Regions from separate parts of the Mus musculus genome. Here all the other regions are linked to region 2. A link is a loop called in an ENCODE intact Hi-C map of the cell type or tissue named here. Cell type or tissue: heart. All regions are shown on one strand.

The links. Hi-C counts contacts between places; a loop is a spot of excess contacts. Peaks named below come from ENCODE experiments on the same cell type or tissue, not always from the same donor. Only the 100,000 strongest peaks of a DNase experiment are listed, where the experiment ranks them.
Region 1: it touches region 2 in a loop (2.6-fold over the local background); 3 of 42 quality-filtered maps call a loop at or near these places.
Region 3: a loop joins it to region 2, with 2.6 times the contacts of the local background. A loop is called at or near these places in 10 of 42 quality-filtered maps.

What each region holds. Positions count from the first base shown.
Region 1 is chr2:172,995,861-173,003,860 of GRCm38, forward strand. It overlaps Rae1 (ribonucleic acid export 1), which reads left to right and starts at 4,257. Exons shown (of 12, transcript NM_175112.5): 1 at 4,257-4,516; 2 at 6,799-6,893; 3 at 7,647-7,751. The coding sequence starts at 6,804. In heart, CTCF peaks have their summits at 593 (motif pointing left) and 3,911 (motif pointing right); DNase peaks (open chromatin) are centred at 561 and 4,241; H3K4me3 peaks cover 2,104 bases; H3K27ac peaks cover 2,635 bases.
Region 2 is chr2:172,546,298-172,554,297 of GRCm38, forward strand. Tfap2c (transcription factor AP-2, gamma) reads left to right here and starts at 3,296. Exons shown (of 7, transcript NM_009335.2): 1 at 3,296-3,585; 2 at 5,110-5,592; 3 at 5,699-5,750; 4 at 7,119-7,335; 5 at 7,744-7,862. The coding sequence starts at 3,538. In heart, CTCF peaks have their summits at 1,020 and 4,317 (motif pointing right); a DNase peak (open chromatin) is centred at 3,254; H3K4me3 peaks cover 4,950 bases; H3K27ac peaks cover 1,863 bases; H3K27me3 peaks cover 7,598 bases.
Region 3 is chr2:172,754,681-172,762,680 of GRCm38, forward strand. No RefSeq gene overlaps it. Among named protein-coding and RNA genes, the nearest start is that of Gm36156, 95 kb to the left of the region's middle. In heart, a CTCF peak has its summit at 4,037 (motif pointing left); no DNase peak of the experiment used is centred here; H3K27me3 peaks cover 6,744 bases.

The DNA.
Region 1 (8,000 bases), 450 kb after region 2:
AGCGTTACTGCACCACAGCTCTTCCCAACGGCAGCTGGCAACAGACATGCCCTCAAGGTACCCTGACCCATGTGCAAGAAGACAGGCCTGGAATCTGTTTATAGTTAGAGTGGGGAGGAACGAGGACCACAAAAGATGTTCAGAGAGTCTGGGTTTTTCCTTAAGGGCTCACAATGACCCTCACTTAAAAGGAGAACAAAAGCTGCATGTAACAGCCCACTTTCTGGGAGCTGAACTGTCATTATTACTGGTGATGCTAAGTGACTTCAGAAGTCATGATTTCATGCGAGGAGACAAACAGTGCATGTCCTCCAAACAGAGCAAATCCTCTTGGCCGTCCCTGTGGGCTTCTTTCAGGCCTCCTGGTTGACTGTTAGTGAGACAGGGATCTGTTGGGTGCTGCTGGAGAGATCAGACACTCTGAAAACTGTGCCACAAGTGCACATCAACAGAAACACTGGGGTGTCTGCAGAAGGTGGTGTGGAGCAACACTGACTTTGTCAGCAAGTGGGCTGCCCTCCCCACCCCCATGCACACCCCACAATTACAGCTACCTAAGACAAGTCAAGGCTGCCCTCTGCTGGCGAAAGCTTGCTGGGCACTCAAATCCTTACATTCTTTTGAGTAGTAATTTCCTTAAAATTATTTCCAAGTCACTTTGGGAAAGCGCAAGACTCCTAAAAGGAAAATGTGGGAGGCCGGGAAACCTCTGGTGAGCGCTTCTCAGGCCTCCTGAGCTAACTGGCTCCAGGTGCCCCGATCCCAAACCTCCACACTTGGCCTCCAAACTGCTTGCAAACCTTAAGTCAGCCTATGAGAAATTTCCAATAAAAGTGTCAAAATTAGGGGGCTGGAGAGATAGTTCAATGGCTAAAAGCAATGACTGCTCTTCCAGAGGTCCTGAGTACAAATCCCAGCAACCACATGGTGGCTCACAATCATCTATAATGGAGTCTGATGCAGGTGTACATGCAGATACTCATACAGGAAATAAAAACAAGTAAATAAAATATCAAAATTAAATATTGTTTAAGTTGAAAAATTAACTAGAACAAAAGTTTTGGTTTTTTGTTTTGTTTTGGTTTGGTTTGGTTTAGGTTTTGGTTTTTTGAGACAGGGTTTCTCTGTATAGCCCTGGCTGTCCTGGAACTCACTTTGTAGACCAGGCTGGCCTTGAACTCAGAAATCCACCTGCCTCTGCCTTCCGAGTGCTGGGATTAAAGGCATGTGCCACAATGCCCGGCTAGAACAAAAGTTATAAGCATACCCAGTGAGTTGGAAGAGAATTATAAACTGCAATACATCCTGAGTTTTCACCAATAAGGGTAATGTGATATTCACAGCCAAAATTTCAGTATTTTGATTCTTATGTGAGTTTTTACCCATACCGAGTGCATAGATGATTGATCTCCCTTTGGGATTTAGGCACAGGGAAGAGACAACACTGCCTCTCGTGTTGTCCAGGCTTTGGGGTTACCTTCACTTGCTGCCTCTGTGGAGGGGAACATGTTATAATCTGGTTTCCAGCTCACAGCCATGACAAGGATGGCAATAGCAATAGGGAAGACCCTAAAGGACCGTCGTGAGGATGAAGTGGGAGTACTCAGGGAAAGTCTACTTCTGCATAATACAGTTTAGAGAGGGTCCCAGAATGGGCGCTGCTGTGTTTGGTGTACTGATGTGACAGGCAGCTTGCAGCCAGGCCCTTATATCTCCTGAACAGAAGGGATTCCTGGCTGTATCTCAGAACTCTCTGGGAAAGTAGGAAAGAATAATTTCCTGAGTTCCACCCAAGACCTACTAAATTTGAGTCTTTTGAGTGCAGCCCAGGCATGAAGGTTTTTTTTAAAAGCTCTCTGACATTAACAGCCTTGCTGGAATTCATTGGTGGGGTCTTTGGTCCAAGAACCCTAGCTGAGAAGGTGGTAGAAATGTGGTTCCTCCAGCCTGCCCCAGACCTATCGGGTCTGCATTTCACATCACAGATCTAAAGCTCTTTGAGAGAAGGTCATGAGGACCCAGGACACATAAGCAGCCTCACGCGCTCGGTATTTTCTCAGTAACTGGCAGGCTCTGAGGACACTGGGGCAGGACCCACGGTTCATAGTCCGCAGTCTGTGAAACAAGGGGATGGAGGGGGTGGATGGTAACGAATGCTAAAGCTGGGGGGGAAAGATGACCTTTCTGCCCGACATGATCTCCCCGTGGCCTGCGAGGTTGATAACTATCTGAAGCTGGCTGCATAGGCTGCAACACCACCTGTCTTAGTTACAGTTGCCACTGCCGTGATTAACACCATAAGCAAAGCACGCTGGGGAGGAAAGGGTTTATTCTGCTTAGGCGTCTACATCACAGGTCATTAGCAAAGGAAGTCAGGGCAGGAACCTGGAGCAAGAGCTGATGCAGAGGCCATGGTGGGATGCTGCTTACTGGCTTGCTTTCTGTGGCTTGCTCAGCCTGCTTTCTTATAGAACCCAGGGATGGCCCCATCCACCATGGGTTGGGCCCTCCACCACTGATCACTAATTAAGGAATTGCTTTACTGTCTTGCGCACAGCCTAATCTTATGGAGGCATTTTCTTAACTGAGGTTCCCTCCTGTCAGATGACTTTAGCTTGTGTCAAGTTGGCATAAAACTATCCAGCACACCCCGCAGGACTATAATGCAGTGCTGCAAGGGCCATGGCCCTAAAGGGAACTGTGCTGTTTGCTGCTTGATGGTTGTGGCCGTTACTGTAAAGCCTCTTTGGTCACTGTCAGCTGCCCTCACTAAGGGTGTGCTGTGCTGGCTAGTTAATGAATTCTTTAGACAGGGATCACAAGGCTGGGGAGACAGAGGAATCAGTCTGGGCGGGTCCTGGGAAGGTCATAGTAACAATGCCCTGTGAAACCAACCTAAAGGAGCCCTCTACTCTGGACCCAACTCTTCCCCTGAGCCCCAACAGGAATAAACACGACGACGACAAACCAAACACTATGTACGCTAACTAAACCTTGTTATTTGACTTCTCAGGGGATGGGAGTAAGTAGATGATCACCAAGTGTCCTAGACAGGCCTGTTTCCTCTGTGTTGTACTGAGGTCCCTTAAGACAGGTAACCAGCGGCCAGTTTTTATTCCATTGTTCTGTAACCCTGTTCCTGCCTTACATTTTTAAAAATTGTTTTGGAGACAGAACATTTCTGTGTAGTTCTGATTGGCCTAGAACTCACAGAGACGCCCCCCCCCACCCCCTGCCTCTACCTCCTGCGTGCAGGGATTGGAAGGCCTGCCAAGTTGCCCAACAAGGAAACTAATTTTGTAGGGACCAATCACATTTTGTTCTTCCTCACTGACACTTGTCCTTTCTCTCTCTCTAAAACCGCTTTCCCTGATTGGTTCATTGGAACCCCCATTCTGGAATCTAGCTAACTATGTTGTCATTTTATCTGACACCTTAAACACTCTATGTGGAATGTTTCATAGAGCAGGACTTTTGTGTTTCAAACAGGCTTAATACTGACCTATTAGTACATGGGGCTCAGTAATTAAGTGTACTTGTTGCTCTTGAAGAGAGCCATGGTTCGGTTCCCAGTACCCACATGATGGTTCGACTATCTGTAACTCCTGTTCCAGGGGCTCCTACACAGTTTTCATGCCTCCCCAAGCATGTGGTGCATATACATACACACAGGGACAACATCCATGCACGGAAATAAATCTTAAACATCTCAGGGAGTAGGAACCATTCCCCTTATCATACCGCTCGGGATGTTCCAAGTAGGCAGCCTCTCAGAGGACAGTGCTAGATCTGAGCTGGGGAACTCTTTTTTTGTTTGTTTGTTTGTTTGTTTTTTGTTTTTACATGTATATGAGTATGTTGCCTGAAGAAGTTTAAGCACCACTGCGTGCAATGACCACAGAGACCAGAAGAGGGCGTCAGTTCTCCAAGAACTGGTGTTGGTTCTCTTGGACCTGTGAGCCGTCCAGTAGGTGTTGGGAATAGAATCTGGGTCTTCCCCAAGAAGCCACTGCTCTTGGCCGCTGAGCCATCTCTTCGGCTCCACGATCATCTTTAGACGTTTAAACAACAATCAATATAACGATACACACGCGAAAACAACGCCCTCTCTCAACTAGTTGCCTGGCAACTGCGCTGGCCGACTTTCCACAAACGCACAACTGCTGGCATAAACACTTCCTCTCGCCCTCAGCAGGGCTTCTGCGCATGTGCGCCCGCCTTGAGAGGGGCGGGACGCCGTGCTCTGACGCTTTCCGGGCAGTCCCGGAAGTGGCTCGTGGCGCGTGCGCGGTGCTTCTGTGGTAACGGGGCAGTTTCCACCGGCTTGAGGCGGACGACTCGGCGGTCTGGGGTCTCCCGGCTGCGCCCCCTCTGCCCCGCGCCAGAGCAGGTCCGTGGCTTCGGGCCCCGCCGCGTGCGTGTTCCTCAGGCGGCCGCCGCGCTCCCTCCGGGAAGCCCGGGCCCGCGTGAGGAGACCGAGCCCCTCTCTGCAGCCGGACCCCGTGCGCTCCGCTAGGTAGGCCGGGCCTCTCCGCGTGCGCACACCGCCCAGGCCACGGGGGTGAGGGGACGGTGGGGGACCGCGGCGTGCGCGGATGGGAGGGGCACGGCCGAGCCGGCGGGCGTGGTCGGACGCTTGGGAGCAGCCCGAGCTAACCCAGTCAGCCAGGAGAAAGGCCCCTGAGAGCTACGGGAGCTGGAGAGATGGCTGCGCTGCCTGCCAGAGGTCCGACCGCCTCTTCACCCCCGCTGCAGGGCACCCGGTACGCCCTTGCTCTTCTCACGTGCGCATGGTGATCTGAAACTAAGTCCTCAAGTAAATTGCACGGGAGAGGAGCGTGCGGATCCCAGCACACACTGGGGGTCGTTTCGTTTCCTAACTCCAGGATGGAGGAGTTAGTTTTTCCGGTGAAAATCAAGACTAACTCACGCTCCGGAGAAACATAGCCCTGGCTGCGTGTCTGTGCATCCCTCTCCCTGTACAGACAGGCTTGTAGTCCTCAGCCCCGAGAGTTGTCTCCCGAGCCGTCTTCTGAGACGTGAATGTGCACCTTATGGTGGCTCTGACACATCGTGGCTGTCTCGAAGGCAGCAGGAGTCAAATGCGCTCCCACAGTTCCTTGCAGTTTCCCTTTCCTTGTTATTTTAAGGAAGCGACCCTCATTAGGCTGTGGATTGCTCGGGCCTTAGCCTCGCTTTTGGAGAGGTGGCTGACTTGGTGGAAGTCTGGGTTTTAAGAATTTGCTTTTTAGTAACAGCTTGAAATGTGGCAAAAGCATATGGGAGTCTGGAGTCACAGTGCACAGATGGTTTCCTTGGCAACGACACAGTTGTCAATTACATTCAGTGTTAGACCGTGCAAATCCTTTTCTTTAAATGGGCTCTTTTGTAGACCAGGCTGTCCTCAGATTTCTGTACAGTCAGGGATGGCCTGCTCCTCCTGACCCTGCCTCCCAAGTGCAGAGATCACCTGTGCCAGCTCACCTGACTAACCCTAAACTTTCTCTGCCTGTTGTGTGTATGGCCATGCATGCGTGTCACAGTCCACATCTGGGCAGAGGACAACTTTGGAGTTCTCGCCTGCCTTTCTGTTGGTTCTGAGGGTCGAACTCGGGTTTCCAGGCTTGCACACCAAGTGTCTTTACTACCTGAGCCAACTCACCAGCCACAGAGGAGCCTGGAGAATGTGCACTGTTGTTTCAGGACAGCCGGAAGATGAGGCATGGCGAGGGACGGTAGGGCCCGGTAGACTGCCACGCTCAAGAAAGCAGTGCTGACTATCGATGGCTCCAAGTCTACACCGTCACACCAGACCTTCAGTACTCAGTGGGCCAAAGTAGATTGCTTTGGATTGTTCTTTTCTTTTTTGGTGTTTTGAGACGGGGTCTCTGTGTAGCCCTGGCTCTCTTGAAACTCACTCTGTAGACAAGGTTGGCCTCAACTCTCAGAGATCCGCCTGCCTCTGCCTCGCAAATGCTGGGATTTAAAGGCATGTGCCACCACTGCCTGGCATGAACTGCTTTTCTTAAAGCCCTGAGAAATTGTGGAACACCTGCCAGAACTGGTTGTTCTTTCTAGGTAACATCATGTAGACATTGACCTAAAATAGAGAGGAAGGGGGACCCTGGGCACAGGAGGCCCCTCTGCCCACTGCTGGGTGCCCAGTGTGCAGTTCTGACTCTGGAGAGTGATACCTCTTTCCTAGCTGCTGACTGAAGCACTGTAATATGTCTGCGTTGGTGCCCTAGTGCTAGCAAGGGCATCCTCCCTAGACAGTAAAGTAGATGTGGATGTAGGAAAGTCTTCCTTCATAGCTTCCAGAGGCTAACAATGCTCTAAAAATAATAGTGTGTGTGTGTGTGTGTGTGTGTGTGCGCGCACAGACACAGCCTCTGTGTGTGTGTGTGTGTGTGCACAGACACAGCCTCTGTGTAGCCCTGTCTGGCCTGGAATTCAGTATGTAGACCAGGCTGACCTCATCCTCAGATCTACCTGCCTTTGCCCAAGTGTTCTGATTATACTATGCTGGGCAGAGCGGCTTTTTTTCTTCCCCCTGAAACAGGGTTTCTCTGTATAGCCCTGGCTCTCCTGGAACTCACTTTGTAGACCAGGCTGGCCTCGAACTCAGAAATCTGCCTGCCTCTGAGAACGGCTCCTTTTATTAGGCATTCTGCTTGTGGAATATTTAAATCTCTTCTAAAGAGCAAGGCTGGCTTAGCACCACAGTGCTAGTTTCTACTGTGTACTTTGTACCTAAGAGGGGCCAGTCCTTAATGGTTTCCACTTTGTGTTTTCCAGCCAACATGAGTCTGTTTGGATCAACCTCTGGATTTGGGACTGGTGGGACCAGCATGTTTGGGAGCACAACCACAGATAACCACAATCCAATGAAGGTATCACCTGGACCCCCACAGGGCATGCAGAGAGCCAGGGAGCCTCATGTTGGGTGAAGAGAATCGGGTGGGGGTCTCTCTCACAAGATGAAGCTGAGGAACCCCGGCACACATAGCTCGTCCTCAGCAGAGCTGGTGTCCTGCCCTCACATGTCCTCATTACAACTGCCAAGCCACCTGAGAGAGCCGGAGCTTCCCAGGGCCAGCTTGCTGCATAATGTGGTGTGGCTCTCACAACAGACCTGGAGAATGTCCTGTTGTCTGTCTGTACCGCAGGAAAGCTAGGACTGGGGTAGGCGTGGGGCAGCTTGGCCAGACAGGTGGAGCAGGTGGGAGCCGCCTTGTGCAAATGCCGCCTTGGTGCCTTTCTTTTAGCACATGGTGAAGCCTGCAGCTCTAGTATTTTCCTTGACCTGTGTACTGCTCCTGTGTTTGATCAGAGTAAGGAAAGGTAAGATCCAGTTAGGTCTCAAGGCAGAGATGAGCTCGAGGTTCTGGATAGAAAGAGAGGTACCGCCGGGCGGTGGTGGCGCACGCCTTTAATCCCAGCACTCGGGAGGCAGAGGCAGAGGCAGGCAGATTTCTGAGTTCTAGGCCAGCCTGGTCTACAGAGTAAGTTACAGGACAGCTAGGGCTACACAGAGAAACCCTGTCTCAGAAAACCAAAAAAAATTAAAAAATAAAAATGTAAAACAAGAGAGGGATGCCTTATGGTGGTGATGTGTGCATTTAACCCTGGCCTTCCCTCCCCAGGATATCGAAGTGACATCTTCTCCTGATGACAGCATCGGTTGTCTGTCTTTCAGCCCGCCAACTTTACCAGGCAACTTCCTTATTGCAGGATCATGGGCGAATGATGTAAGTGCTTCTCAGGCAACTGCCATGCTGGCGAGCCTGCCTGCCCTTCAGCTCCACTCTGTCTGGGTGAACTGAGGCCAAGGCTTATGCAGTGTGTGGTCCTTTCAAAGACACAGTGTAGAAACTGCATCCTTCTGAATGGCAGCACCATAGCCGGGCACTGCCCACAGGTCCTCGTACCTGACTCACCTGCACTTTATGCTGCTTGTTAAGAACTTTTCTTGGCACCCAGGAACTGTTCTTCAGATG
Region 2 (8,000 bases):
TGGACAAAATGGGTCCCGGGGAGCCTGGTAAAGTCAAGGGTTCGAATTTCGTTTTACTTTGCCTGTTTGTAAAGAGTTGCCTAGTAGGAAGACCCAAAGGCTGGGAAACCGCTTCAGGCCCCTGCGGCCCTGAGCTAGACTCACTGAGCTGAGTGGGGCTGAGGTCCCTACATCTATGGGCCTACATTTATTCTGTTAGAAATTTTAAAAAATCGATGGGCATTATTTTGGAGCGCCCGAGGATTGTTATCAACAACACCTCTGCGCTTAGTTCTGGAAGCTCTTTGTGTTTTAAAAGGTATGTCTTTATTGTGCATGTGTTTAGAGTGTGTGCACACGCGCTGTGTGTATGGCCGTGGATAGGTACGCACTGTGTGTATGGCCGTGGATCTGTGGCGGGAGTAGGTTCTCTCTTCCTACCCTGTGTTTTTAAACTTGGCGGCAGGCGCCTCTATCCACGGAGCCATCCCTCCGGCTTTTGCCCAAAGTCCGGTGCTTGCCCATTCTAGGACAGGAGGGTGGGGCGTGGATGGACACCCTCCTCCAGAGATTTGTGGCAGAAACCGGTTTCTAGGGCCCTGCCCAACCCAGGCTGCTAGGTAGTTGACTGTAGTCCTTCATTGTCCCTAGGGGCGCGGAATAGAGTTCCCCACCCCACCCCCGGACGTGGCGCCGCACTTGCGAAGTGCTCGGGGTCCACCTTTTCTTAGGAGCCCTTTCCCTAAGGCCAAAAGAGGAGTCTTGCCGCCTGCACTTCAGTCCAGTTTTATAATAGAAAACTCCAAACTGACTTCTTTGGCCTTGGGTGGTGGCAGGATAGGAGACTGGAGACCCCAAGCCACATTGACAGACGCACCCTCGCGTGTTTCTTTGGAGGTGTCTCACATTTGGGCATTTAGGGTGCCGGTGAGCGCGCGCGCGCACACACACACTCACTCACACACACCTGGGCGGCTCCAGTCTCGTCCCAATGAGAGGGACCGACCTGCGTTGCCAGAGTGTGAGTGACTGCAGGCTCCCTAGGGGGCGGCAGAGCTGAGCCCCTGGCAGCCTTCCTTCCACTCCCATATCTCTGCACGGGGACCTTAGAGCAAGTTCTTAGTCCCGGGGACGGGGGGAATGGGAGGTGGGCAGGACACCTTACCCAGCCCTGGCTGCCAAGGGGTACAACCACACGGGTCAACGTCTTTCCGTGGGCGATGGTAGGAGATTGTTTGGAGCGCGGGAACCATCAGAGAAGCTGAGCTCTCAAGGAAGGCGGAAGCTTCCTGCACCTGGACTCTGTGTCCAGGTCCCGGCCCCCAAGCTGGGTGTGGATGGGACAGGGTCCTCCAGAGTCGAGGAAATCCTGTGTGCAACTGTCCTCTCCATCAAGCGCTGCGCTGTCGCTTTAGAGAGAATGAATAGCCTTGTCTAGCGGTTCCCAAGTCCCCAGACTCGGGGCGCGGGGGGGGGGGGGGGGGGCTGAGGAAAGGCGAATGCAGACCCTTCATGCCCTTCTGTCGTCCTCCCCCCTCCCCACTCGGCCGAAAGCTCCGGTGCAGAAAGCACTCGGTCCCCCTGGGCTTCTTGGATTATCGCTGAGGTGGGAAGAACAGGGAAAGCCTGGGGTAGGGTGAGCCGCACCGCCCCCCCTGGCCAGGAGAGGAGCGGAACCCCGCCAGACCTGTGACAGTTGCCTTCCAGAGAGAGCCTGGGACCTGGCGTTCCCAGTCCTGAGCTTGATGCGGGCAGCACCAGTTCTTTCTGGAGCAGGTGCCCTCTTCTCCCGCTAATTCCAGGGCCTCTGTTTTGGAGGCTCGGTCTGGATTGCCTGCCTTTTTAACTTAGCCGGAAAAGCCCCCTTGATTCCCGCGGTTTCAACTTCCTGGGTCTGTTAGGGTCAACTGGCCAGAAAGCTATTTTGCATGCGGCTATTCTCTAAGACCATGGGGGAACGGTTGGCTTGAACATCTATTTTAATTTTAGTTACTTTACTTCAGGCCTATCTGGGTCTAGGGAAATGCTTACAGACGAGGAGCAGGAAGAGAGCAAATTATTTTAGTCTGTGGATACGGGAGGCACGTTCCCAACAGGTCCTGGCCACTGGGCTGATGGGTATCAAGAATTGTGTAATTGGCTTCGGAATCAATCCGAAATAGTCCCTGCCTCCAATTCCACTGTTTGAAGCCAATCTCCATATACTGTTGGGACGGACTAACAAGATTAGCTCTCGAGAACTGTGGACTTTCTGTTTGGGATGAAAAAAATTAACTATAACAATTAGGCCAATTATTTTCGTTTCGTTGAATTAAAAAATAACACTGAGTATTGCTTTTTGGCTTGGACGGAAAATCTTGGGGTGCAGCAGCATTCTGTGGATAGAAGCTTTGCTTTCTGCCTCCCATGGGACGAGGTGTGCCCATATCTCAGGGCGACCTCCCTGTAGTCCCCCTCCCACTTTACAGCACCTCATTCCACGCGGCCCGTGGCGATGGAGGTTTATTCTGCCTGGAACCTCTTTTCCTGGGCGAGTAGAGGCTTCTGAAGAGCCGCCCGTGACAGCTGCAGAACCGGCGCTCCGCAGGGCTGGGCATCGCAGCAGGGATGGGCCTGGGCGGGGGAGCTCGGGTCTCCTCCAGCCACGGCCCGCAGCCAGATACAGCTTCGGGCTATAGCTGCAGCACGCGGTTGTCCGATTTATTCACAGCAGGTATTACCGTGAGTTTCCTCTTTGGAGCTGGGGGAGCGGACTCCTTCTCGGAATCCTTCCCCTCCCTTCCCTCAGTGGGCAGGTCAGTAAAGTACCCAGGGAGAGGGAAAGGGGGGGGGGGGCACTAGGGAACAGTGGGACTTTAGCTATTTCTCAGCCCAATCCTTAAATGTCTGTCGGAACAGCTGGGGCGAGGTGTCAGGGAACCCCAGGAGTTGAGACACCCTGGAATGGGGCGTCTTCAACTCTCAAGTGACATCCATTTTTTAGGAGGATGAAGGACGGTTCTTGAGGTGGGGAAATCCCAGCTGTCAGCTCTGCCAGTCTAAGGTGTGCAAGGGGGCTGGCAGGCAAAGGAAGCCACGTTTGGGCACCTCAGCTTGGCAGGTCTGCGGTTGTCAGAGACCGCCCACTGATGCCCCTGCGAGCCCCTCGCGACGCCTGGTCCTGCAACACGCTAGGCAGGGTGCGGGGCGGAGCTAGGCAGGGACTGGCTGGGGGCTGCCCCGCCCGGCGCCTGGGCCTCCGCGCGGCGCCGGCCCCCGGGGAGGAGTTATGATAATTTCCTTCCCATTAAGGCGTTCGGGTCCCCCGGCTATCGCCGGGACACACTGTGAGGGTGAGGCTTCTCCGGTCCACGGCTGCGGCCTCTACACACCCACGGCGACCACATCTCTGTGCACAGCCACCGATGCGCGTCCAGTGACTGGGACAGCAAGGCCGGCGCGCGCGGCGGGGGCGGCGGCAGACGCCTGGCCACCGTGACCCCGATTGTGGATTTACCGCTCGGGGGGTGGGGGGAGCCTGGATTTAACTGGCGACTATTTTGGGGGACGCCGGACGCCATGTTGTGGAAAATAACAGATAATGTCAAGTATGAAGAGGATTGCGAGGTGAGCGGGGGCTAGGGAACGTAGCCCCGCCGGCCCGAGCGGGGTCCCAGGGCTGCTGGCCAAGGCTGGGGACGTTTGCGCGGAGCCCTCGCCTTCGGGAGGGATGAGGGCCAGTCTTCGGCCATCTCCTGGGCCCCTTGTTGAATCTGGTCTTGTCTCTCGGGGACAAGGCCTGGCAAGAGCGTGGCAAACCCACCCGCAGAACTCAACTGTGGGTTCCTACGAAGCGCACGGCCCTCCTTTCCATTTTCCCCGAAGAGCGCCCTGTCTCCGGGTCTCAGACGTGGCTTTTTTCCCACGAAGTCTGTCCAGTGTCCACGGAAGCTTCCCTGCCAGCGACACCTTTGAGGAGTCTCCTCCAAGGAAGGCTTGTCACCTGCCCCGCTACCTCCTCGAGAAAGAAAAAAAAAAAAAGAAAGAAAGAAAAGAAAAGTCCAAACAACTGCAACCTGGTTTTCAAGAGAAGTGGGGGTTGGGGACTGTGGGGTGGGGGTGAAGCCAGATGGGGCCTTGAGCGCTCGCGAGTACTCTAGCCTGTCGGACAGGTTGAGCTAGAGTTTCGGAGAGTAGGAGGGAGGGAGGCGGCGAGCGGGAAGAGGAAGAAGATTCAGGCGGCGCGAGGCGAGCACCGGGGAACGTGGGGAGGAGAGGCCGGCGGCCAGGCTGCGGGAGCGCACCGCACCCGCACGACCTCGAGGGGCTGCCCCTGCGTGCATGCCCGGGCGGCTTCCGCTAGGGGGCGACAGTGCCCCGCTCCTGTGTCCCTGCTACCCTTCTGACCCCTGGGACTGATGAAGACACATCTTTTAGGAATTAAGTCTGACCGCCTTGGGGCGAGGGGACGTGCGCAGGCAAAGGTTGCCCAGTTTGGCAGAGTCTTTTCATTCCTTCTCTACACCGGGATGTGTGAGAACCTTGACCATGGCCGGGCTGGAAGACCTCACTTCCTAAGGCGCAGAAGGCACGGGCTTGGCTAGCAAGGATCACAGCTCCGATCCCGCGTGTCGGCTCCCGGTCTCTCCGGACGACATTACTATGAGGCCTTACCTGAGAGTGTCACTTCCGCGGCGCGGCCGCCTCTTAAGGGAGTGAGAGGGGGATGATCCTTGGGGCGGGGAAACGCGCCCTTCGTCGGCGTTGCGCATTATCCGCGCTATTTGCGCGCCGCAGCGACATGGGAGGAGGGTTGTTGAACGAGGGCGCTGTGCGCCGAGGTCGCCGCACGCCGAACCCCTGGGGCACGGGTAACCGGACTGTGGCGCGGAACGCGCTCTTGGCACCTCCAAGCGACGCAGCGCGGGAACCTTCGCCAGAGGGCTCGAAGGATTCGTCCCCTCAGGTCTTAGACCGATAGGCTCACAACGAAGTCCGGGGAGCTCATTGTCCCCGGGGGCTCTCGGGCTCTGGGGCGGATCGAGACGGGTGGTGTGAGCTTGGTGGGGCGCATAGGTGCCCCTCTCCTGGCTTGCTTGTTCGCTGTAGCAGGGTTTCGTACTAACCGGGTCTCTCCTGTTTCTCTCCCAGGATCGCCACGACTCGAGCAGTAATGGCAACCCTCGCATCCCTCACCTCTCCTCTCCGGGACAACATCTCTACAGTCCCGCGCCGCCTCTCTCGCACACCGGGGTTGCAGAGTACCAGCCGCCTCCTTACTTCCCGCCGCCTTACCAGCAGCTGGCATACTCGCAGTCCGCCGACCATTACTCGCATCTGGGAGAGGCTTACGCTGCCGCCATGAACCCCCTGCACCAGCCTGCGGCCACCGGCAGCCAGCAACAGGCCTGGCCGGGTCGACAGAGTCAGGAGGGCTCTAGCCTGGCCTCGCACCACAGCCGCTCTGCAAGTCTAATACCCCATATTTCAGGGCTGGAGGGGGGCTCGGTGAGCGCCCGGCGGGAAGTCTACCGCCGGTCCGACCTGCTGCTGCCTCACGCGCACGCCCTGGAAGCCGGCCTGGCTGAGAACCTGGGGCTGCACGAGATGGCTCACCCCATAGAGGAGGTGCAGGTGAGCAGCGGGGGCGGGAGGCTGGGGGTGGGGTGGGGGTTCTACCTTACCCTCCAGCCTTTCCACCTTCCTCCAAACTTAAAAGAAATTGTCATTTCCCCCCCAGAATGTGGACGACGCGCACTTGCTCCTACACGATCAGACTGTCATTCGCAAAGGTAAACACTGACTCTTTCCGCTTGTGTCTAACACGTGGCTCTGACCAGTGAAGTTGCCCCTTTTCTGCAAAGGCTGGGGTATTAAGTGGCCAACACGGCTCACGTAGTGGAGAAGACCACGCTTGAACGAAAGTCAGTTCCTGGCCTGAACGAAAAGAACTCTCAGGAGCTGTGATTTTTAAAAGATTGGGTTTTTTTTTGTTGTTGTTGTTTTTTGGGTTTTTTTTTTTTTTGTTAGTGGCCATATTTTTTTGAATCAAATGTTTCAGTCTGTAACTCAGAGTGGCCTTGAATTCCTTGTAAGCCTCCTGGCTCAACCTCCCTAGTGCTGGCATTACAGGTGGGAAATACAATTTAACTTAAAAACGGGGGTGGGGGGGAGATACAAATAGTACCTTAGTTTTCTTATTCTGTAACAATTTTTATTCTTCAACAAACTGACCTAATTTTACTTTTTAGAGGTACATTTATTGTGGGGGTCAACATCTAACCTGCTGACGTCGGTTTTCACTGTCCACTATGTGGGTTCCAGAGATTGAACTTGGGTGTCAGGCTTGGCGGCAAGCACCTTTCCCTGCTGAGCCTTCCTTCTTGCCGGCATAAAAGAGATTTTACTTCTTCTGTGGAAGACAGTTATAGGAGAGGCTCTTAATTCTGACACTACTTAATAGGTTTCTCCTAGTATGCTGCCTTATTAAGGACAGACCTCGGGTTTATAGGAGGGAGGGATTGGGGAAATCGGATTACAGTGAGTGGGTGGCTCTTGATTAAGTTACACTGACAGGGTTACCAGTCTTTTTGAGGGGAAATGGAATCGTTCTAAATTACAGGCGGTTATGGTCTTGAGACTGTGAGCTCTATTAGTGGATTGGGAGAGGTTTGGAGAGGAAAACCTGAAAGGAAACAGTTTCTGAGTAGACCTAAGCAGATCTGGCTAATCTGTATTTCTGAATTCCCTGGTGTCAGCTGCACTGAAGGGTCTGGCGATGATCTCCCGTGGCTTCAGTTCATCTTGGAGGGGGAGGGGGAGGATGCCGTTTATTTCGTATTGAAGCGGTTTTTCTGAAAGCAAATGCTTTAATTAAACAGATTACCATGGTGGCCTGGAACAGAGAGAGAGAGAGAGAGAGAGGGAGAGGGAGGGAGGAGAGAGAGAAACAACTCTTCATGGAATCTTAACTAATTAAGGTCTGGAGGTGTTAACTCATGATTCCAGACTCCAGTCTTTAAAGCAAGGATACGGCTTTTAAAAGGACTTGCAAGAAGCAAGGAGTTTTCTGGAGGCAGACCTCAGCTTTGGTTTGCCCTTTTGTAAAGGTCTCTCTGCCCCATCCGTTTCTAATGGCGAACCTATTCTGTCCCCTACAGGACCCATTTCGATGACCAAGAACCCTTTGGGGCTCCCTTGCCAGAAGGACCTGGTGGGAGTGGTCATGAACCCCAGTGAGGTCTTCTGCTCGGTCCCTGGAAGACTGTCCCTGCTCAGCTCCACGTCGAAGTACAAAGTAACTGTGGCTGAGGTACAGAGGCGACTGTCACCACCGGAATGCCTAAACGCCTCGCTCCTGGGAGGTGTGCTCAGAAGGTGACACTTGTTCAGGGCCCCCTGGGGGTTGGGTAGTTGAAGGTGACTATGTACGAGGGCCTGGAGGTATTTTTAACATTTATGTAACTTTTATATCTTAACGCTGAATTCTAATCTGTGTTAAGAGAGCTTTTTAGTGCGTATCTTCTTCTTGAAAGTGCCAAATGCAGAATGTGCTAAAACAGCAGTAACAGGTTATCATTTGGTTGGGATTAAGAGGCAGCAGCTGCATGGAGGGGGGGGGCTTCTAGTGTTTGGTCCCCCCAGGGAGTTTACTGCTGCAGTCATGAGTGAAGATTTTTCTGCACCCCTACTAGAGGATTCTGAGATTGGTGGGGGTGGGGGTCTGGTTTGTTTGTTTGTTCGTTTGATTGTTTTGCAAGTCGCTAACTTTCCCTCTCCATGCAGAGCAAAGTCCAAAAATGGAGGCCGGTCCTTGAGGGAGAAGTTGGACAAAATTGGATTGAACCTTCCGGCCGGGAGACGGAAAGCTGCCCACGTCACTCTCCTCACGTCTCTCGTGGAAGGTCCGTGCGGTTTGTCACTCAGAAAGCCATGTTACCAAAGCTTTCACTATTCAGGACCTATGAGGTCACGGGGGAGTTGGCAAAACTTTCCCATGACGTGAGCTAGCTTTTGAAAGATTCGGTCCATCAAGGATGGGC
Region 3 (8,000 bases), 210 kb after region 2:
TCCGCATTTTCCAGGGAATTACGTTTAATACATGATTTTTAATGGCTTGCAGGTGTCCAGGGTTCCATGTCTGGACATTTAGTTGTATCCATTTCCTGATACTATAATATCTGGTGAATATCCTTAAACACATATCTTTGTTCATCCCCCAAATTACTTTTTTTTTTTTTTTTGAGATAGGGTCTGACTGTATAGCGTTGGCAGTTCAGGAATTCACTTTGTAGACCAGACTGGCTTTGAACTCACAGAGATCTGCCTGCTTCTACCTCCCAAGTGTTGCCATTAAAACCACCACTCGGCTCCCAGAATTTGCTGCGTTAGGGTATGATGTGGTGCACAGATAGCGTGGGGGTCTCAGCGTGGCTGTAAACACCAGCAGCTTATCCAGGGTGTCTGAGGGCTCTGTTTGCTTCCTTCCTTGATAATTCTAGTTTTAAATATTTTTTATTTTTATGGTTTATTTCTTTTTATTTGGAGGGAGGCTCACATAGACCCCAGCATGTGTGTGGAGGCCAGAGGACAATTTGTGGGAGTTGCCTCTCTCCTTCCATCATGAGCACTCTGGGAACCGAACTCAGATTCTCAGGCTTGGCAGCAAGCCCCTTTAGCAGCTGAGCCATCTCACTGACCCCTGTAGCATACATTCTCTCTCCAGCCAACTTGCTCTATCGTTTCTGTCTTTTTCCCTCCCCACCTTGATCTCTTCTTGCTTATTCAAAGAAGGGTTGGCCTGGGCATGTAGTTAGTTCAGTAGTAGAACCCTTGCCTGGCACTCACAAAGCCCAGGGTTCGAATCCAGCCAGCTCCACAAATAAAATGAAGCAGTGTTGGCTGCAAAGGTTTTCCAGCCACCCACTTGGGGTGCTGCTCTTGTTGCTGGGTCTCTCCTTAGAGATGCCCAGGAGGTCAGACAGAGGGGGAGATGAGGCTGTCCTGATGTCTTCAGGAAGAACAGGCCTTCTGTGAACAGTTTAGCATTTCTGAAACCCCACGACCCATCCCCCACCTAGAGGGCGAAGCTTGTTCTGCCCAGCACCTAACAGGTCGGGCAGACCAACTAGCTCATAAATGTTCCTCAGTAGCACTTAGCAAAGCTCTCACCTGATGCTGCCCTACTGTACAGGATTAGGGGTGAGGGGAGGGGCGGTGAGAGAGAGGCTCCTGGCCCAGACCTTGGGTGGAGTTCACTCAGGAGGCTCACAGGCCTCACAGGCATCATGCAACAGAGGAAGCCTGTGTGCACAGATAACTCCGCACTGCTCAAAAGAGTCTGCTGCAGGCTGGACTCAGCTTCAAGGGGATAGAAGAGAAAGGGAAATAAAAACAAAACGGAAAACATAAGGCACCGGTCGTCCGTCCTCAGCAGACTACAGTCCCCGTGCTTCCATCCCAAGGAGATATATGGGTATGTTTCTAGGTCTGGTCACCTACCACCACCACCCTGCTGGGACTGCAATAAGATCCTCGATCCCCCAAGGCCTTCCATCTTTCAGGTTTACAGTTCTCCACTGGAACAAACTGGCTGGCACCCCGTATCCTGGCCTCAGCATGGAGCTCCTAGATGTACTCTGGAGGCACACTGCTCAGGGCTGCATCTGAAGGGCCAGTAGGGGCTTCTGATTCCAAAACCCTTAACCCTTCACTACCCCTCACACCGTTGCCCAGCTACCTGCCCTCCCCTGAGACACGGGCAAATTGAAATGGCTGACTCCTTATCATCAGAAACAGCGCCCCCCTCCCAAGTGTTCGGCCAGATTTAAAAGGCTGAGAAGGCAGCCCTGGTTTGAACAGAAGTGAGCCCTGCCACCACTGAGGGAATAAAGCCATGGGAACATGGTTCCTAGAAGCCTGGGACTGTCCTCATGCCCAGCCTCTGTGGGCCACACAGACAGCACCCCCCCTGGAGCCAGCCTGGGCCTCCCCAGTTCCCCGTCGGCTGAGGATAAAACGGGAATAATACTACTAATGATGGCAAATACTTGAGACATCGGGTTTCTTTTCAGAACACTCCCACGGGCTCAGCTGGCTGAGAAGGCCAGCTCTTTCAAGGCTGGAAACGAGGCTTTGAGCGTGCCAAGGGCTCTGTGCCTGTGTGCTGGGCAAAGCTGAGGGCTGGCTGCATTTAGCGTGAGCTCTAAAGCACCTCCTCTGGTTTCCAGGATTTGCAGAAATGCCAGCTTCAAGGGACAGCTCAGACTTTAGGGAGTCACCCTCAGATACAGGGGAGAGCTAGTCTCTAGGCAGCTATGACCAGGACTGGCAGAAACAGGAACGCCTAAGCTGTCGTTCCAGCACACACTTCCTCCTCACCAGGCTCTGGGCAGGGACTATAGACCCCTCACTGAGATGTCACCCTAGGGAAATGCAGTCACCCAGGACCTCCATCTACATGCTGCAGAAGATAACGTGCCAGAGACACCCATTTGTCGCCTGTCTCTTCTGTGTAGTTCACCATGGGCAGCCTCCTTATTATGCAGTAATGGAATCCTCCTTAGGGGGTCCTTGGAGTAGCCTTCGTCTTCCGACACTAGAACCAGAGGCAGGGGTGGGGCTGCAGTGTTTCCTGGTGTGTTAACTATCAGGATTCAATTTGTCTTGTGACAAAGAAGAGGGAGTCTGTTTGAAAAGGTGACCCCCCACCCCCACCCATAGGATGACCACTGCCCAGGCGTGAGACTGGGACCAGAGACCCCTGAGAGTGTGTGCAGGGGTTGGGGGTGGGGAGCTTTGAAATCTGGATCTGTGACTCAGGTAACTTTGGCTCCTCCCCCGCCTGGGGCGGGAACTCAGTAGTTCCCAAATGTGATCAGATCTGAATTCTCAGGGCTGGATGGGGAGCCTCTCCAGCCTCTGTGTTTCTGTCTTCCTTAGAGCTTGCCCTTGATTTCCTGGGTCCTTCATTCTCTAACCAGAAGGCAGGCGGCTGACAGACTGAATGGAACCCCAGGACCTGTCTGTAAGCTGTATGGATGGCTATGTATTGATGAGCCAATTAATGACAGAAAAGGGCTGAGTCCCGAGAATCTGCTTCCTTCAGTGGTGACTTGGTCATCGTGCACCAACCATTATCAGCACTTTCTCAATCTGAGGGCGTGACAGACAGTGGGCCAAGGGGCTTATGGGAAACAAGCTGCATGCTTCTCTCTTGTAGGACAAGCTGGATGGCCAGCATTATCTAGGATGTTGCCACAGTGCTCTGGGGTGCTAATCTAATGGCACACTGAAAAACAAGTGTTCCATGCCAGGGACTTAACCCACCAGACCAATCTGTTACCCTGAGCCTTCCACATCCATCAGACCCCAGAGCTACTTACTGTTTTCACTGTCCCCATTTCGCAGATGAGAAAACGAAGGCTCTGAGATGCTGCTGCCTTGCTCAGCTGCACCCCTGGCTGTGGCTGGAGTTCTCTTTAAATGACAGTTGCATCTGAAACCTACTGTTCCCAATTGTCCCCAACTGTCTCCACAAACCCAGAGTTTCTGCTAGAAGGAATGAAATCCCACAGGAAGTCCTGAGTTCCTGATGCAGAGGCTGCCTGGCCTTCCCGAAGGTTTAGTCTGTTGGCTTACTGTCACTTATTTTGAGACAAGGTCTCCCACTGAAAGCACAATTCCCAGAAGTGTAGATTGCCCCCGCCCCCCTCCAGCAAGCCCCTGAGATGTTCTTGTCTCTACCCCATACCTCAGAGCTGAGATTAGAGGCATACTCTGGTTTCCATGTCAGAGCCTGGGATCCACACTCAGGTTCTCGAGCTTAGGGAAAAGGATTTTCCCTGCAGAGCAACTCCCCAGCCCTGGTTTTCTTTGCACATTTGCAGAATGACCTGAAGGGACGTGTGAAAAGTCGACTTTGTCTTTAATTTCTAAGGCTCTCAGCCTCCAATGGGAGACCTGTGTCCTCTCCCACTTGTGGGAGACCCAGCAAAGCCATCCCATTCCAAGATGTGAATGGACCTTGGAGCCACTCCCCACCCCCACCACTCCCAAGCACAGCCATTCAGTGCCTCTCCCTGGGCAGGGGAACGCTGCCCTCTTCTGGTCCAAGCGGACAGGCACGGCCAAGGCCAGCCTCCAGCACTTCATGAGCCGCCTGCAGTAGGTGGAAAGATTGCCTTCTTCCCTCAAATGGATTCACAGGGCCCCTGCAGGCAGAAAGTTCATCCGACCATTGCACAATTCTAGGTGCTGCAGGGTACGGGCTGTTTGCGGCAGAGAGGCCCTAAGAGTTTGGGTTTGAGGAGACTAAACTGAGCCAGCCTCCGGAGCTGGCCCAATATGTCTGGGAGGCAGGATGGGGAGGTAGGAGGACTCCCACCCCAGCTAGAAGGTGAGGTAGGGCACTTTCTTGGTGCTCCCTGCCCAATTTTAGAAGCTCTCATCTGTGCTCAGGAACTCGGCAGGAGCACCCAGCTGTCTGGTCCAGGTCTCTTCTTTGAGAAGCTGCGTGAGACAGGACATCTTGGCCCAGCCTGCTTCCGCTCCTCCCCACTGCAGAGTAGAGTGGCTTTTCTGACTGGCTTCCAGGGAGCCTGTCTGAAGGGCAGCTGTGAGGAGCGGAGGGAGAGAAAGTGGCGTAGGGCTTCCCTGGGACTTGTGACCCTGATTTGGCTTGAGCTAAAGCCAGAAAGTGCTTGCCTGAGAAATCCAGGTCCTACCTCCCAAAGATCAGATAGACACCAACGTGGGTTGGAGCACCAAAGGTCCCATGGGACTGGGGTAAGAACATGCGAGCTGACAGGCCGAACGACATGGTGGGGAAGGGCATGGGGAACAGACATGGGGATCTGGAGGGAAAGGGCCATGCGATCCGGTCGTGTCTGTTCTCCTCAGCTCTGATGTGGCTACGCAGCCACTGTCCTCAACCCAGGACCATAGTCTGTCCACCCACTCCCTCCACCTGTGTCTGTGCCAGCAGCCTGTGAGTGCCATGCACCAGGCACATGGCCCCTAGGAGGCCATCCTGGTGCCAGCCAGGCCCAGCACAGCAGGGCCCAGCAATCTTTGTGGATGGTCGTGGGAATGCGGCCAGGGGTCAGGAGAGATGTGGCCTGCCACTTTAGGCTCTTCCTCCAGTGGGCCTGATGGCCAGTTTCAAGAGCAAGACAAATAATAGGCTTGTAGGTCTAGCCTGAGGACATTGTACCCAATGACAACCCCTGTCATTTCCCTCCCTGAGGAGATGGAGTGACATGTTGGCCCCCAGAGGTGAGGAGCCAAGGGGCTCCAGGATATAACCTAACTGGGCCCCCTATTTGGCATCAAAACATCCCACATATGATCATCCCAAGGAAACTAAGGATTATCGCCAGATGATTATAGCCAGATATCTAAGCTTTGGTCACAGATGTCAAAACTCTGCTTCTGTGTTCCTGGCACACTGGAGGTGGGGCTACAGGGGGCATAGGTTTCATAGGAGTAACCAAGTCCCTGTCCCCATAGGTCTTCCAGTCCTCAGGGGACACAGGAAGCCCAAAATCCTTGTGTCAGAAGTCAATCAGAAGTACTGGGACCGAGTGAACCCTGGGCCCAAGGGCCTCTGGGAACTGAGATGTGACTCTAAAACCAGGAATGAGGAAAAGGGTGAGCAGCCTCGGTGACGTGTGCGCAAACGGTATGTGCAAAGGTCCTGAGGCTAATTCTGGGGGAATATTTACTTTTCTGACGGAGGCAGACAGTGATACCGATCCTCCCTTGTGCTCTGGGGTGATGCTGAGATGTCATCTTCCATCCCTCCAGGGAACTCCAATCCTACGGAACTGCCAAAATGGTCCCTGCAGCCATCTCCTTCCAGACCCCTGACCTGTGGGAAACGGGCTTTTATTTGGCAATGTGACACACTCATATAAGAACCAGTGTGAAAAGGCTGAAGTCAACCGGCCAGGGATGAGCTGTCCTGTGTCTGTCTGTAAGTTCCGGTGTAACTGAAAGCTCTGTCTGTGCCCCATTATATACCACAGGGGTCAGAGGAAGCCCGTGAGGGGGCATCCCTATCCTGACCCCATCCCTGCACTGACTGCCCCCCTACCTCCCCAGAGAGACCAAGCAGGGCGATACCCAGGGAGCTAACAGGGATCAAGTTCTCTCTGGCTTTGCATCTCCTGGCTCATAGGCCGTGCAGCTCAGTGTTCAGCCTCCTGGGGTCACTTGCTTGTGTCCCAGTGACTCATCAGAAATACCTGGTCGTCAGGAGACTCCCAGGTAGAGAGAGCTAGCAAGAAGCCTTTGCAGGCTGAGAGTCTCTCAGCAGGGCTCTGTCTGGCCTAATTACCCTGGGACAGTCCCTCCCAAGCAGAGAAACTTCTATAATTCAGGTAATAAAATACCTCTTTGAATTTCCTCTAAGCCCATAGTGATTATGACAATAAAACACGCAGTCCTCGGTGGAGACTTTCACCACAATGGCTCCAGGCCTGAGGTTAATAAATGGTAATTAGTCGCCTCAGCGGCAGCCCTTTACGAAGCTCCCAACATGGAAACTGAGGCAAAATGAGGTCAAGGACCTGGCCTGAGGTTATAGCTTCTCATACTGCACCCCCAACTCCAGCCCTGCCAGGAGGCTCTGGACAGTCAACCCCTGCCACGCCCATCACCTTGCATGGGGTCCTTGGATGAGCAGGTCAGACCCCAGCTGGACATGGGTACTGATTTGTGGTAAGACTATATGATACAACGCAGAGCCTGGAACCGTGATGTGTGCCTGTAACCCCAGCACTTGGGAGCCTGAGGCAGGAGGAGGAGGAGTTTGAGGTCTGCCTAAACTACATAGCTGGACCCTATCTCAAACCTGTCACTGACCCCGAGGCTCTGCAGGGCAGGGACTGAGCTGGGTGGGCTTCCACCTCCTCTGCTTCTCCTCAGCACCCAGTCTGCGTGATAGTCCTTGCTTACTGAGAGCTGGTTACTCTTGTCCTCGAAGACCTCAGAAGTGGCAAGCCTCGAGGGCCATTTGGAAGCTAATCCTGACGCCCCCGAGTCCCCAGCCAGGAGGAGCAGAGGCAGGCATCAAATGCCATAGACCTCCCAACTTACAGGTGACAGCATCCACCTTGTGGCTGCCTTAGCTGCAGCTGAAACCTTGGCTGCTGTCAGAATCCAGATTTGGGGGGCTAGCGATGTGCACAGAAGGGGCCAGTGGCTCTCCAGGAAGCCTCAGACCTTCACCACCAGACTAGACTCTGAGGCACCCAGCCCTGTGAACTGGACAGCTTCTAGGTCCTCCATTTATCCAGCATGCAGACAGACAGACTTCCAGGACAGCATCATACAAGCCAATCAAGTAACTCCCCAGCTGCAGCATGCATCCACTCAGTCTTCTGAAGAGCCCTGACTCAGAACCCTCAGTGGTACTGACACACAGTAGACCTACGAGAGGCAAGCAAGAGCATATCGCCGGGACAGTTGGTGTGATAACACAGATGCAGACACTAACAAGCAGGTAGCATATACAGTGGGGATACTCTGGGACCGTAGAATGACCCAGGTGTTAGCCTTGGTTCTCAGCCTGACTTGTTCTGGAATCAACTATGAGATAAACCTCTGAGCACTCCATGGGAGGAGCAGCGGATGAGTGCACAGTAGGTACAGCCTGCCGGGCTGGGCTGGACCCACTCTCCACACAACATGTCCACCTGCTCAGATGAGGGCCTATGAGGACCTAGAAAAGCCTCACCCCAGAGACTGGAAACATGGAAACACACTCAGGGGTAGGACCTCTTTGGGGATCACTGCTAACTGCAGGATTGCAAGACATGATTTTATTTTTTCTTAAAAACTGAAATTACAGGTTGGGGATTTAGCTCAGTGGTAGAGTGCTTGCCTAGCAAGCACAAGGTCCTGGGTTTGGTCCTCAGCTCTGGAAAAAACAAAAAACAAAAAACTGAAATTACAATGGGGGCGTTGGATGGGGTAGCGTGCATGCCTTTAATTCTAGCATGAGAGGCAGAGGCAGGTGGATCTCTATAAGTTCTAGGCTTGCACGGTCTACAAATTGAGTTCCAGGA